Regions from separate parts of the Homo sapiens genome. Here region 1 is linked to region 2. The links are chromatin loops, found by intact Hi-C in ENCODE. Cell type or tissue: dorsolateral prefrontal cortex. All regions are shown on one strand.

What was found. Peaks named below come from ENCODE experiments on the same cell type or tissue, not always from the same donor. Only the 100,000 strongest peaks of a DNase experiment are listed, where the experiment ranks them.
Region 1: a loop joins it to region 2, with 2.6 times the contacts of the local background. A loop is called at or near these places in 5 of 110 quality-filtered maps.

What each region holds. Positions count from the first base shown.
Region 1 is chr7:139,430,580-139,438,579 of GRCh38, reverse strand. It overlaps a transcript of KLRG2 not described here. Among named protein-coding and RNA genes, the nearest start is that of KLRG2, 49 kb to the left of the region's middle. In dorsolateral prefrontal cortex, CTCF peaks have their summits at 403, 605, 3,631 and 3,830 (motif pointing left); DNase peaks (open chromatin) are centred at 3,829 and 6,919; H3K27ac peaks cover 4,931 bases.
Region 2 is chr7:139,566,637-139,574,636 of GRCh38, reverse strand. It overlaps HIPK2 (homeodomain interacting protein kinase 2), which reads left to right. Exons shown (of 15, transcript NM_022740.5): 15 at 1,240-8,000. The coding sequence ends at 1,710. Among named protein-coding and RNA genes, the nearest start is that of CLEC2L, 47 kb to the right of the region's middle. RefSeq lists enhancers at 5,046-5,546, 5,547-6,047. In dorsolateral prefrontal cortex, CTCF peaks have their summits at 4,203 and 4,402; a DNase peak (open chromatin) is centred at 4,356; H3K27ac peaks cover 1,597 bases.

The sequences.
Region 1 (8,000 bases), 140 kb after region 2:
GTCTTTTTACTTTCAGCCCTACCGATCGGTGTATGGTGGTATCTCATTTAAAATTGCATTTCTGATCCAGTGCAGTGGCTCACGCCTCTAATCCCAATACTTTAGGAGGCTAAGGCAGGAGGATCTCTTGGACCCAGGAGTTCTAGACCAGCCTGAGCAACAAAGCAAGACCCTGTATATACCAAGGAAAATAGCCAGGAATGGTGGCACATGTCTGTGGTCCCAGTTACTCAGGTGGGAGGATCACTTGAGCCCAGGAGTTCAAGGCTGTAGTGAGCTACAATCACACCACTGCACTCTAGTCTGGGTGACAAAGTGAGACACCTCCATCTCAAAAATAAATAAAACTGCATTTCTGAACAATACACGTTTGTTTGGCCGGCTCCACCAATCTCAGCTGGGCTCCCCTACATCTGCAAGTTGGCTTGGGTGGCCTTCTCTAGCCCGGCCTTGGCTGGAGCAGCCCTGTTCCGTGTGTCCTTCATTGTCCTCCAGCTACTGGGATAGGCAGACATAGTCTTATGACAATGGCAAGAGAGCCAAAAGAAACACGCAGGCCTTTTGAGGCCTAGGTCAGAACTGACACACCATTCTTTCCCCAACAGGCCACTAGCTGGAGCCACAGAAACAGCCAAACTCAGTGGGCAGGGGTGGGGGAGTCCAGCCAGTCCTGAAGTAGATGAAGCTGCAGGCTCAGGTGGCAAAGGGCATGGATGCAGGGAGAGGCAAAGAACTGGACCAGAGATGATCTCAAACACACAATCCCTCCTGTGAATGTTTCACAATTTATGCCTAATAACTCGTAGAAAAATGACTAATGATGGCCGGGTGCGGTGGCTCACGCCTGTAATCCCAGCACTTTGGGAGGCTGAGGCAGGTGGATCACCTGAGGTCAGGAGTTGGAGACCAGCATGGCCAATGTGGCAAAACCCCATCTGTACTGAAAATACAAAAAATTAGCCATGTGTGGTGGTACATGCCTGTAATTCCAGCTACTCAGGAAGCTGAGGCATGAGAATTGCTTGAACCTGGGAGACAGTGGTTGTAGTAAGCTGAGATCATGCCACTGCATTCCAGCCTGGGCAACAGAGCGAGACTCTGTCTCAAACAAACAAACTAATGATGAATTTTTTTTTTTTTTTTTTTTTTTTTTTGGAGATGGAGTCTCCCTCAGCTGCCCGGGCTGGAGTGCAGTAGTGTAATCTTGGCTTACTGCAACCACCGTCTCCTGGGTTCAAGCGATTCTCCCATCTCAGCCTCCCGAGTAGCTGGGACTACAGGCACCCGCCATCATGCCTGGCTAATTTTTGTATTTTAGTAAAGATGGGTTTCGCCATGTTGGCCAGGCTGGTCTTGAACTCCTGACCTCAGCTGATCCACCTGCCTCGGCCTCCCAAAGGGCTAGGATTACAGGCATGAGCCACTGCGCCTGGCCAAATCATTCATTTCTTGAATATCTGTAGGAAGAGTCTAGAGGCTGGGTCTGTCAGTTCTGCACAGTGGCGTCTTTCTCACAGATGGCATTTCCCACTTCACAGGGTGTTAAGTTGTTCTTCGTCCCCTGTCAAGCTCCGGCCTCACCTCAAACCCGTAAGGTCCTTGCACACACAGTCCGGGTGAGGCTGTGAGGATCCAAGGACACCGAGTGAAGTGAGGGCAGCAGGACCCAGTGCCTGGCCATTCTAGCTGGGACTGGCCACCTGGCAGTGTCGTAGCCAACATCTGTGGTGACTCTGCCATGCCCCAGGTAGTGTGTGTGAACAGTTTACATATAGAGCGCATGGAATTTCCACAATGACCCAGTACATTAGTGGGTTAGTTTGGCTTTTAGTAACAAAAACCCAATTCCAAGCTGCCTACGCAAGAAAGAGAAATGATTAGAAGACTCAGGAGGGCCTTAGAGAGGCCAAGAGTAGGGATACAACTGGGCTTGGGACTGGCTGGAGCCGGGCTCCTCATGTCCTGCCTCGACCCCTCTTCCTGTGCCTGGGTCACTTGCTTCTGCGGTGGCCAGCTTTATCATGGCGGCACATGGCCACTAACAGCTGTCAACTTCCGTGACATCCTCAGTTCAAGAGAACAGCCAGTCCAAGCTAGAAACTAGTCCCAAGGAAGGACTGGGATTGTTTTAAACAGGCTCAGGCACCCGCCTCTGGACCACTAAGCTGTCACTGTTACCAGTGTGGAAACGTCCACATTGACTAAAACATTCGTGTGACTGCAGAGGTGTGAAGGGGGGGGTTCCCTAGACAGTGGGGGAAGGGCAGACGGAACAGCAGCAGTCTTCTTCCATGCTTGCGTTTTTATTTCCATTTAATAGATGAGACTCGAGGAAAAAAATGCGCAGGTAGAGTGTGCGGGTTAAGAGTACAGACCCGGCCAGGCACAATGGCTCATGCTTGTAATCCCACCACTTTGGGAGCCTGAGGTGGGCAGATCACTCGAGGTCAGGAGTTCGAGACCAGCCTGGCCAACATGGTGAAACCCTGTCTCTACTAAAAAATACACAAATTAGCCGGGTATGGTGGTGCATACCTGTAATCCCAGCTACTTGGGAGGCTGAGACAGGAGAATCACTTGAACATGGGAGGTGGAGGTTGCAATGAGCCAAGATTGTGCCATTGCACTCCAGCCTGGGTGACAGAGCAAGACCCTATCTCAAAAAAAAAAAAAATTACAGGCCCTATATAAGATCTGAATAGACACTTCACCAAAAAGATACACAAAAAGCAAATAAACACATGACTTTAAGTGGGTAAGCGGCGGGGCACCCTTACAATGGATTCTACTCAATGTGAAAAGGTGGGATGTGCTGATGCACACAGCACGGGTGAGTCTCAGCAGCATCGTGTTAAGGGAAGGAAGTCGGCATGAAAGTCTGTATGCCAATAACTCCATTTATATAAAGTTCTAGAGAAGATAAAGCTCATGCTAGAGAGATCAGTGGTTGCCGGGGCCAGAGGTTTGAGGAGAGGATTGGGAGAGGCCAGGAGAGAATTTGTGGGGAGATGGAACTATTCTATATCATGATTGCAGTGGTGGGATACATTTGTCAACTTACTGTATGCTTAAAATTGGTGATTTTTTTTTGAGACGGAGTCTCGCTCTGTCACCCAGGCTGGAGTGCAGTGGCACAATCTTGGCTCACTGCAACCTCTACCTTCAGGGTTCAAGCGATTCTCCTGCCTCACCCTCCCGAATAGCTGGGATTACAGGTGCCTGCCACCATGCCGGCTAATTTTTTGTGTTTTTGGTAGAGATGGGGCTTCACCATGTTGGCCAGGCTGGTCTCGAACTCCTGACCTCAAGTGATCCACTCCCCTCGGCCTCCCAAAGTGCTGGGATTACAGGCGTGAGCCACTGCGCCCAGCCGAAATTGGTGAATTTTATTGTGGGAAAATTAAATCTCAATAAAGTTTTTTTAAGAAAGGTAGCCATTATCATTTTTAGGCATCTCTTACAGGTTTTGCCTTTGAATAAACGCAATAAAAATAAAGTAGTAGGTCCTGGGGTTAATCTAAACTACATTCAACTCCCCCAGGCCCTATCATGATACCTTGAGTACCTTTTTGACTTTTTTAAGCCTCAGCAATCTCATCTGTAAGTCTGGAGATGGTAACTTCTAGCTTATAGATTTATTGTTGTGAAGGACGAAGAGATGATGTGGATAACTCCTCAGTGCTGGGGTTATCTAGTCTGACTTTGGTAAATGTATTATTATCGCTTCCCAAGGGCACACAGCTTCTAAGTGGCAGATTCAGGGCTCAAACCGAAGTCTGTTTTCAAACCCTAGCTCCTGGCCGCCCGCGCCGCACCGCCTCACTAGCGCCCTCTTGCGCTAGTTCTATGCTCCAAGCACACTTCGGATTCTTTGACTTCCCCTGTAAGAACACAGCGTGCTGATCAACAAACCAGAGCATCTGCTTCTATTTATAACTCTAAGTAGAAAATTGACATTCAGCTTTTATAAATACTTTTAAAAAACAGGAACAGGCTGCAAGTCTTTTGATTTGGAAACTCTTGAGTAGCAAGGAGAAGGCTCAGAAGGCCACAAGGAATCCATACTGCTTACAGAGGGAGGGAGGGCAGGCTTTGGCCCCAGCAACTCATCAAGATGACTGCCGTGTAAAGGGGCTTGGCTGTTGATGCTCCCAGCCAAGGAAGGAAGGTAGGTGGCCAGTGCCTCCAGCTGTAAGCAGAAGCCCGGGTGTCACTGGTTGGGAGTAAGAGAAGGAGAATGAGAACAAACCATGGTGATAAGTTGGTTCTGAATTATGACCAGGCAAAGGGTGGGAGAACTGTGGCCACATTTGAGCTCTGATAAGAGCAAAGCTGGAATCTTAAATATTTAGACGCGGAGCCCTAAAGGATGTACTTGACAAGCAATAAAAATCTTAGAAACACTTTAGTGATTCTCACGGCTTGCTTCTTATTCCAACTGCAAATTAACCTGGCAGTCTGAGAACATACTCTATTTTAACTTCCAAGCTCCTCACAGCAAACATCCTGTGTCTGGGACATCAGGAGCCTTTCAGCTCCTCCCAGCCTCAGGGCCAAGTACCACAGGCTCAGGGCTCCCCAGGGACAGGTGCTGGCTGGAATCGCCTGTGAGGTTAAAAAACGCACGTGATGCTGGGCGTGATGCTGGGCGCGGTGGCTCACACTGAAGTGCTCCCAGCACTTTGGGAGGCCGAGGCGGGGGATCACTTGAGGTCAGGAGTTCGAGACCAGCCTGGCCAACATGGTTGAAACCCTGTCTCTACTAAAAATACAAAAATTAGCCTGGTGTAGTTGCAGGCACCTGTAATCCCGGCTATTCAGGAGGCTGAGGCAGAAGAATAACTTGAACCCCGGAGGTGGAGGTTGCATTCTCGGCAGTGAGGCGAGAATGTGCCACTGCACTCCAGCCTGGGTGACAGAGCAAGACTCCATCTCAAAAAAAAAAAAAAAAAAAGGCCGGGCGCAGTGGTTCACGCCTGTAATCCCAGCACTTTGGGAGGCCAAGGCAGGCTGATCACCTGAGGTTGGGAGTTCGAGACCAGCCTGACCAACATGGAGAAACCCCGTCTCTACTAAAAAATACAAAATTAGCCGGGTGTGGTGGCACATGCCTGTAATGCCAGCTACTCGGGAGACTGAGGCAGGAGAATCGCTTGAACTCGGGAAGTGGAGGTTGTGGTGAGCCAAGATTGTGCCATTGTACTCCAGCCTGTGCAACAAGAAATTACATCTCCAAAAAAACAAACAAACAAACAAACAAAAAAAAAACCACACACCACAGGTACTCAGACTCCTCCCAGGTGCAGGATTCAATCTGAGTAAGCCAAGGTAGTGGTAGGAGTGATCCCGGGGCCTGGAAATCTGGAACATTTTTGTTTTACTTGGTGAGGATGGAGACTGAGTGAAAGTCTGGTCTGCTATTCGAGAAAGCTACCATTGTCCCAAGTTGGCAAGCCAAGAAACAGCAGTATAAACATTATTTAGAACTATGAAAACAAATACAAGGAGGAACCACAGAAAGCACCTAAAGTGGTTCTAACCAGTGGTGTCCGAAGTCAGAATAGTGATTATCTTGAGAAGCGGGGACTATTAGCTTGGAAGGACCATCAGGGAACTTTCTAGGGTGCTGGAAATGGTCCGTATCTTGATCTGGGTGGGAGTTGGGTGTTGGCCCTCCCTATCCATGGATTCTGCGTCGGTGAATTCAACCAACCTTGGGTTTAAAATATTTGGGAGAAAATCATTTAAAAAAATACAAATGATATACAAACAATGTAACAACTGTTTACGTAGCATTTACATTGTATCAGGTGTTATAAGCAATGTAGAGGTGACTTAAAGTATACAGAGATGATATGCATAGGTTATGTGCAAATGCCACACCATTTTGTATGAGAGACTTGTGCACCCTCAGATGTGGCGCTTGAACCCAGGAAGCAGAGGCGGAGGCTGCACTGAACCGAGATCACACCACTGCACTCAGACCTGAGGAACAGTTAGATTCCGTCTCAAAAAAAAATATTGGGGGGGGGGGGTCCTGCAATCAATCCCCCATAGATACCGAGGAATGACCATACATATATAAAAACCCATCAAGCTGTACTCTCAAGATTGTGTATTTCGCCTGCATATAATTTAAACTCTGTAAATGTCTCCCTCCAAAGAGGAATCAGTTTACAGCGAGACTAGGCTGTAGGCAGACTTTTTTTTTTCTTTTTCTTTTTTCAAAGACAGAGTCCCTCTCTGTTGACTGGGCTGGAGTGCAGTGGTGTGATCACAGCTCACTGCAGTCTCATCCTGGGCGCCAGTGATCCTCCCGCCTCAGCCTCCCAAGCAGCTGGGAGTACGGGCACAGGCCACTGTGCCTGGCTAGATTTTAAATATTTTGTAGAGACAGGATCTCCCTTTGTTGCCTGTGTTGGGCTTGAACTCCTGGGCTCAAGCAATCCTCCTGCCTTAGCCTCTCAAAGTGCTGGAATTACAAGCGTGAGGCACCGTGCCTGGTCAGGACTGACTTTTTTTTTTTTAAAACATACATTTACAAACTTAAAACCATCTCCACCTTTTTAAAAAACACCATATTCATGTCTCCTTTGATAAAAATAGAAATTAGATGTTTTAAAAGGTCCACAAGAGTCTGGTGTACAGCCTGGGTTGAGAAGTTCTGACTTCAGAAATGCTTCCTGCAACTGCTTTTTAAAAATAGCTTCTAACCCTTTCTTTCACCAAGGTAAATTCTCATGAGTTTCAACCTCTACTTTAGAGCATACCTTTGCTTTCTACAAGCAGAAGTTTGAAGAGAAGAGCTACACAGTAGGTTGGTCTGCATGGAATTCCTCTACTTCTTCTAGTCTCTTCCCACCAGGCACTGCCAGCTGCTATTGTTTGAAACTGACACTCAACATTACCACCAGCCCCAGCTTATGTAGTGGAGCTTTTGAGGCCGGGCTCTGACTCAGGCTGGCCTAGCGGATCGCAGGCCACAGAAGAGCAGCTCTGGATATTTGGTTTTTCAGTAGGTCAGGCATGGGATGGGGGTCCCCAAACAAGGTCTTTCCCAATTTTCCTGGTAATTCTGATGCTGGTTGGTGGTCCAGAAGCCACATTTTGAGCTACCCTGCCTAAAAGAGTCCATACTGCCAACAGGAAAAAAAAAAAAGTGTATATATTTTCAATCAGATTTACTGAGGCATAATGAAGAAAGTGTATCTATTTTAAGACTGCCTTTTGACAAATGTAGGCACCCATGTAACTACTGCCAATCAAAATATGGAAGATTTCCAACACGCTAGAAAGTTCCCTCTCTGCCATTAATCCTTGGTCCTCCCTGAGGTCCGGCCCCAGGCAAACCTGCTTTCTGTCCCTAGAAACCAGTTTTGCCTGTTCTAGGATTTCACATAGAGAATTGATTGTACAGTATGTGTACTCTTTTGTGTCTCATTCCTTTAGCTCAGCTTTTGATTTATTAGCTCAGCATGTTTTAAAGGTATTCATGTTGCTGCTTGTGTCAGTAATCCCTTCCTTTATAGAGATGTATCACAATTTAACCTTTTTTTTTTTTTTTTTCTGAGACAGGGTCTCACTCTGTCACCCAGGCTGGAGTGCAATGGTGCAATCTCGGCTCACTGCTGCAACCTCCCCCTCCCCGGTTCAAGTGATTCTTCTGCCTCAGCCTCCCAAGTAGCTGGGATTATAGGCACCTGCCACCATGCCTAGCTAATTTTTGTATTTTTAGTAGAGACAGGGTTTCACCATGTTGGCCAGGCTGGTTTCGAACTGCTGACCTCAAGTGATCTGCCTGCCTCGGCCTCCCAAAGTGCTGGGATTAGAGGGGTGAGCCACCACACCTGGCCTGTTTATCTGCTTTCTAATTGATGGATATTTCCGCTCTTATGAATACAGCTGCTATGAATGTTCAAATACAAGTGTTTGATTGGACATAAGTCTTCATTTCCCTTGGGTACGTAGGAGGATTGCTGGGTCATATGGTAAGGATATGC
Region 2 (8,000 bases):
GGGTGCAGGGCTGTCTGTGTCAAGGGCTCGGCATCAGGCCTGACTCACGTGGTGGACTCAGGGCCCTGTTTCTCTAGAAACAAAGTGAGATAAATGGGGTGTTTGTGTTCAGAGCCCCTCATCTGAAGTGCTGCCCCAGGTCATCAGTGGAGCCCGTGTCTCTGTCACGTGACTTAGGTTCACCAGGTAGAAGAGGGCTATTTTATTTGGACTGACAGAACTTCAAACAGCAACGCTTCTGAGAGCCAACTTTTTTTTTTTAAGACAGGGTCTTGTTCTGTCACCCAGGCTCAAGTGCAGTGGCACTGTCATGGCTCTCACTGCAGCCTCTGCCTCCTGGACTCAAGTAATCCTCCACCTTAGCCTCCCGAGTAGCTGAGACTACAGGCATGAGCCACCACACCCAGCTAATTTTCAAAATTTTTTGTAGAGATGTTGTGAGAGCCAATAATTTTGAGAACAAGATTTTACAGTGAGTAAGAAAGCAACTGCTGCTCAAAGAGAGTGTCCTGGCCGGGTGCGGTGGCTCACGCCTGTAGTCCCAGCTTCTCGGGAGCCCAAGGCGGGGGGATCATTCTAGGCCAGGAGTTCAAGGCTACAGTGAGCTAGGTTCATGCCACTGCACTCCAGCCTGGGGCATCCTGATACTTCACAGCTTCTGTACGTCCTTGGGAGAAATATGTTCTCCTATAACTTTGCAGCTGGCTTTATCCGTGTATCATCCCAGCCCAGTGAGTGGCAGGCCAAGTCGGGATTTTCTCAGTCCAAGTAAATTTTTTTTTTTTTTTTGAGACAGAGTTTCACTCTGTCACCCAGGCTGGAGTGCACTCGCGTGATCTCAGCTCACTGCAACCTCTACCTCCCAGGTTCAAGTGATTCTTGTGCCTCAGCCCACCGAATAGCTGGGACTACAGACAAGGCACGTGCCACCATGCCCGGCTAATTTTTTTGTATTTTAGTAGAGACGGGGTTTCACCATATTGGCCAGGCTGGTCTCGAACTCTAGACCTCAGGTGATCCGCCCACCTCTGCCTCCCAAAGTGCTGAGATTACAGGCGTGAGCCACTGCGCCAGGTCCCAAGTAAATTTTTACTTTCTCAACACACAGAGGGAAGCCCCTTCTATTACTTCTGGAGTCTTTCCCTTCTCTTCCTCCTCCCTGCCCTCCTGCCCCTCCTCCCATTCCTTCCTCCCCATGTGTCGGCCCCTGACGTCTCTCTTGGTGCCTCTCCTCCCCAGGCTCAGCAGCACATCACCACGGACCGCACTGGGAGCCACCGAAGGCAGCAGGCCTACATCACTCCCACCATGGCCCAGGCTCCGTACTCCTTCCCGCACAACAGCCCCAGCCACGGCACTGTGCACCCGCATCTGGCTGCAGCCGCTGCCGCTGCCCACCTCCCCACCCAGCCCCACCTCTACACCTACACTGCGCCGGCGGCCCTGGGCTCCACCGGCACCGTGGCCCACCTGGTGGCCTCGCAAGGCTCTGCGCGCCACACCGTGCAGCACACTGCCTACCCAGCCAGCATCGTCCACCAGGTCCCCGTGAGCATGGGCCCCCGGGTCCTGCCCTCGCCCACCATCCACCCGAGTCAGTATCCAGCCCAATTTGCCCACCAGACCTACATCAGCGCCTCGCCAGCCTCCACCGTCTACACTGGATACCCACTGAGCCCCGCCAAGGTCAACCAGTACCCTTACATATAAACACTGGAGGGGAGGGAGGGAGGGAGGGAGGGAGAGAATGGCCCGAGGGAGGAGGGAGAGAAGGAGGGAGGCGCTCCTGGGACCGTGGGCGCTGGCCTTTTATACTGAAGATGCCGCACACAAACAATGCAAACGGGGCAGGGGCGGGGGGGGGGGGGGGGGCAGAGGGCAGGGGGACGGGTCGGGACACCAGTGAAACTTGAACCGGGAAGTGGGAGGACGTAGAGCAGAGAAGAGAACATTTTTAAAAGGAAGGGATTAAAGAGGGTGGGAAATCTATGGTTTTTATTTTAAAAAAGAAAAAGGAAAAAAAAAAAGTCAATAACAAAAAACCCAGCTCAAGAACCCATTCTACGCCAAACTGGAAAGGAGAAGAGAGCAACAGGAAGATTCCAGAAACGGGGGGCCCCAGTTTTTGAAGAACTTTATGAACTTTTCAAAGATTATTTTCATATGGCAGCAAGTGATACGGAAGACTGCTGTCAGGGACACCTGATATGGAAATCAAATAGATTTTTAATTAATTGAACATAAGATTTAGGGATTTTTCCAGAACTCGAAAGGGTCAACAGCCCTCCAGAATGTCGGGCTGCAGCCTGAGGAGGCTGATGTTTGGAGCTGGTGTGGGATTGGCGAAGCCCAGTCCGGGCTCCCTAGTCAGGAAAGACGGGGGACGGCCAGGCTGCTGGAAGGCCCCCGGGGGCGCGGGGCGAGTTTTCTTTTTCTGAGCACTCTGGATAAATCCCTAAGCAACGTTGTTTCTCAAATGTCATTAATAATGTGTGTTGCAAACTTTAGGTTTTTTTCTTTTCTGAAAATGTATTTTCTCTTTGAATCCACCCCTAGTCGCGTAGCGTAGGGCTAGCGGTCGTCACAGACACCCTAGTAGAATGTAGCACTCAGCACCCTTGTCTCCTACCTTGTGTTCAACTCCAATGATACCAATAGAATATTCCTCAATGTAATTGCACAAAAAAAAGCGATATAACATAGGCATGTAACCAATGTGGCGGTGCAGGTGTGCGGGTGAGCGAGCACGTGTGGGTGTGCACGCGCCGCCCTCCCCGCGTGGCCCTCGGCGCCGCCACCCTAGCTGGCGCAGTCTTGACACTGCATCCTTCCCTCCTAGTGCCTTACCGAGCGACAGACGCGGCGTGAGGGTTTACTTCCACTGGTACTCCAAGAAACTGAGGCTAGTCAGACACAATCTCAGCTCTTCTGTTGTGCTGTTGTAACAGTTTACGCTGGCCTTTTTTTTTTCTTTTTCTTTTTCTTTTTAAAATGTTAATGCCCGTTGTCTTTCCTGGGCTGTTTGCTAGCGGAAGGATGCCAGGGAAGCCAGCAGGAGCTAGGAGAGAGTCCGTGGATCTCGAAAGAAATATGGGAGACAGATGCCCGGCGGGTGCGTCTGGAGATGGGGACGGCGGGAGTTGAGTTGTGGCAGTAGTTGAGTTGTAATTTGTGGGCGGAGGCCCAGAGAGACTCCCCACCCTTCACCCCTGCCCCACTCTGTCCCCAGTTCCGCCATTTGTGAGGCCAGAGGTTTCCGGACTGTTGGCCTCGCCAGGCAGCCGTCTCCCGCCCCAGGCGGCATCCCCCAGTCCCTCCCGCCTCCACGAGAGCCTGGAGCTCTCAGCCTCGCCCGGGGCTCCACTCTCTCCTCCGGCTCCCTGGGCTGTTTTGCTCTAACGATCTTGCCAGATCCCTCCCTCTGTAGACAACCACCAACCTCTGTTTGCTGTTGAATTCTCTCCTCACATTACCCAGGTCTGCTCAAGACATGATTTTGGTTTTGGTTTCTGAGGGTTCTAGTGGGCAGAAGGTTGGAGGGACACTTATGAGGGTGGCCGGGGGTCTGACGCTGCACTTTGGAAAAACTCACACAGTTGAATTTCCAAAGAAATCTGCCCTTTGCCCTCTTTGCACCTTTGATACATTCTGGAAGTTTTCTCAGGCTTTGGACACTTCTGGGGATGGAGGTGTGGAGAAGTGGGGAGTTCCCTCTCTTCATAGTAAATAACTCTGAAATATGTGAATGTGAATGGCAGGAGAATCTGGCCAAGGATGGGGCCGAAAAGGGTGGTTCTAATTGTTTGCTTCTGATGTTGAGTCTTTAGCTGACCCCACAGGCAGGTTTCCAAGGTGCAAAGAGATCTTTCCCGAGTCAGCGGCCCCATCCTCATCCTCCCTCCCTTTACTTCCTCACTGTGCAGTCTCCCTCAAGGATCTACTGTGAAAGGTGTGTTTGTAGTGATATCCAACCTAACTCAGTAACGAAGTCGTTACTTAGCTCTTAGCTGTGAAATAACTCTGGAAACTTCCCCACCCCAACCATAAATTCTTACTTATAAAGAAACAGGTCCCCAAACTGGAAACAGCTTAGTCCAGGCCTCAGCGAGAAGGAAGGACACCATGACTGCTCCATGCTGGGCACAGCCGGGCAGTCTTGCCAAGTGCCTGCTGGAGGCTGTGCCGGCAAGAGGCCTGCAGCAAGGAGATTCCCTTCCCTCGGGCCATTATCAATACTGTCTTTATCTGGAGGTGGGGAAGCGCAGCCCTCTGAGACAGCAGGACAATGGTCAGTTCAGAGAGGGTGAGGGCAGCAAACGCTTCAGAGGACACAGAAGCCAGAGGACCCCCCCCCGCCCCACAGCTGGGTCAGCCTGGAAAATCCATCTATTAGGGACTTTTTGGCAGCCAGATGGCAGCAATAGCCCATTAGGTCTCATCCCGAGTTCCAAGTCTTGGCTGCAAATGAGCCTCAGTTCGCCTTACTGGAGAGCACCCCCAGATTCCTGGGCACAGTTCATTTCCAGCCCTTTCTAGATCTGATCTTTTAGGGGGAAAGACAGCTTAAAATGTTCTTTTCATTTTAAAGAAAATTATTCTGTCTGCTTAAGTTGGAGGCTACTTACTCTTTCACCTGACATTTTCTTTCCTTTTATTCTTCCAGATCAGGAATGAAATTTCCATGCTGCTCATAAAGATAATATTATTGTACTAATTATTTTTATTACCATTGTAATTATGATCATTATGTTGATATTTTAGTCAGGGTTTTAAATGCACATTTATTCCAAGTATCTTTGTGTTTTCTCTTTAATATTTAAACTTATTCTCTCTGTGAGTATATAAGTAGACTGGAGGGACATCCAGATGTCCAGTTTTGTCAGGCAAAAAAAAAAAGGAAAGACTTAGGAAGTAGGAAAATTGTTTCTGTCATCTCTATCCCAACAAGAGACGTCAAGAAAGATCCACCACAGAACAAAAGTTTAAAGAAGAATCAAAGCCTTGATTGGGCTTCTGACAACATGGTCACCATCAAGGTTGTCATTTTCTAGATCCCAGAGGCCTGGGATGCGACGTCAGGTGGCATCTCATGGGCTCGGGGAATGTCGAGTCACTGACTGTCCAGCCCTTAGCCAGCTTCTCTCCCACATCCTCAGAGCTCTCCTGTGCTTCTGAAATCTGTTAACTAAATCTTTGGCTTGCCTCTGGTATTTAAGCAAGAAAATTCCCTCCCAGAGGTGACCCCATCCGCTTCCCCACAATCCATCCTTTTGCCATCGGCGCACCTGGGGCGTGGCTTAGGTTCTTCAATGCAGGGACATTTGCCCCCTCCCAGAAGCTGCTGGGCACAGTGAGGTGGCGTAAGAGTGACTGGCAGGTGGTACCTTCCCCAGGAAATTTCACCACACCACCCAGTTCCTCAGCCTGCCCCCTCCCCCTGTGATGCATGCCCCCAGCACCCAATTCTAGCCAGCTGGAAGTGGGTGGAGGGACAGCAGGAGGCCAGAGAAACCCTGAACAAAGCTGGGCGGCTGCTCAGGCATCACAGGCTGCACCCCCTCTGAAAGCATCCCCACTGGGCTCCGGCCACATCTTCAGTGCACTGTGCTGTGTGCGCTGGGTGCTCACACGCTGTCCCCAGACCCACAAAGTGCTAGGCCCCAGTTGAAGAAAGGGGTGAAATAGCCAGCTTCACCGAAGGGAAGGGAAGGGAAGTATTGGGCGATGCCAGCCCCACAGACGCTCAGCAAACATTAGTGCACATTCTCCTAGTCCTCACCCAATGGCCTCCTCTACCCCCATGCATGGAGCTGCCACATCAGAAGCCCCAAGAGAAGCTCCCTGCAGGAGAGGCCAGCTCCCTGGATGCCCAATTGCATACCTGGCCGAATCTGCCATTGAGTCACCTTAGCAAATAGGCTGCTGTCACTAGGACCAAGCTCTCAAGCAGAGGGATGCCAACCTAGTCCTTACTTAGCCCACGAATCATCTAGAGCATCCTCTAGTCTTTTGTGGGCTCCCTCCTTCCCATTTGAAGAGACATTGTTCAGAGGAAGAGGGGAAGATTTGAAATGTCAGGTCACGGAGGAGTGTTTAACTGGAGCCTGGTGAACCGCAGGGCAATTTGCTTCTGCTCACTGGGTTCTGACTGGCCCGTCTGGACGTGGGCCCCCATGTCTCTGTGCTTAGGGCCTCTTCATGATGTTTTGGATGTTTCCAAGGGAAGTGGGTGAGCAGATCAAGGGGTGGGAGAGTCGAGGCTTGATGCCAGTTAATACTGTGAAGTGGAGCGTGCGGTCAGTGGAATTCAGAGGAAAAAGAAGGGTTGGAGCAAAGCGGCATTCATCTCCTGGACTGTTAGCCTTTCTAGTCTTCCTGGTGGCTGAGGTGTTCACGGGCTGGGGGAGCCAGCTGACCTTTGTCCTCTTCAACCTAGAAGACTCAGCCCGCCCAGACACCAACGTGTGAGACGGATGGACATCAGGAAGGGAAGGGGAGATTAGCCCAACTGCTGACAGAACGATTTCCCTTGGTTGGACCTTGGGAATGGCAAACACTCATATTGGAACAAGCTTGGGGTGGAAGATTTAGGCCGTGTGAGCATGTGTGAGTGAGTGGAACAAACTTTCTTGGAAACTGGAGGGAGGAGATGAGGAGGCTTCGGGAAGTATTACTGATGGCTCATGGTTGAGAGAGCGACGTGGGGACCCAGCTCGCCCCAGCTTTTGTCCCAGGTTCTCTTTGTCTGATGCTGAGGGCAGGGTGGGGTGTGGGACCACCACTCTTGTTGGCCTGTCAAGTAGACCCTAGGACAGAAAATGGAAAGAAGGAAATGGCTCGGTGCTCTCAACTAGCAGAGAGAATTGAGGAGAGGTAAGGGTTCCTTCTGCAGGCCAGCCTGGGACTCCACAGCGCCAGCAGGAGTGACTTGGCCACAAGACATTCCAGCCCCAGGGACTTTGCAGGCTTCATTCCCTGTCTGTGTCTTTTCCTTCTGGTGTGTTTTACAGACTTCTGATGGGGAAGCTTCAAACTTGAGCAGGCCAGAGATGTCCTTACCAAATTGGAAAGGAAGGTGAAACTGTTCCTTTCTTTAGCCAAAGAACCCTTCTCAAAGACGCCTCCAGAAATGGACAAAATGGCCTTCCCTTCGTTCCTTTCCAGGCAATAATGACATCATTAGTGATGCAATTCTATTTGTCTTTCTCTTTCCTCTCTGTCCTTTTTTTTAAAAAAAAAAAATGCATTTATTTCAAAACTGTGCTATTCTTTTAAGAGGAGTGGAGGTGACCCCTTCGATGCTGCTGCTATCGGGAGACAAGGTGCCATACCAATACGTGGGCTTGACTAATCCCAGGCCACCATGGGAGAGAGCAAAGCAGGGCTGCCAGGAGTTCAGTTGCATCAAGGGCGTAGAGCACGCGGGGGCTGGGCTCGGAATAGCAGTACTTTTCCACTTTGATGCCTTAGAACTCTCACTTCTCATCTCCACAGACCAGACTCAGTAAAATCTCAGGCCACTAGAGAATGGAAGGCGGTGAAACAGGATTTAAATGCAAAAAAAACCTATTGGAGGCTTTTGGCACCGTGGCTCACTAGAGGGACCCAGCATAGTAGAGGTTTCTCTTGTTGCAGCTTCTGAAAAGTTCAAAAAAGAACTCCAGGCCGTTCTTCCCTCAAACCCAGTGAGAGTTTGCAGAGAAGTGCCCCCTGCAGGGCTCCCGTCCCAGAACACCAGCACCAGAGAGGGTCTTCCCGATGCCCCCCGCTGGACTTGCCCAAGCCTCTGGGAGCCCCTCATCTCAGATCCCTGTGTTGAACATGACACTGACTGTCCCTTATTTGTTAAAATTTGCAATATCTCTCAAGTAAATAATAGCCAACATTTGTTGAATGCTTTCATGACTCCCGGGCTAAGGCCTTTATGAGCGTTGTCTCAAGGGGCCCCAACAGCCATCCCACAGGGAGGGGGATAACAGCCCCCATTTATAGATAAGGGA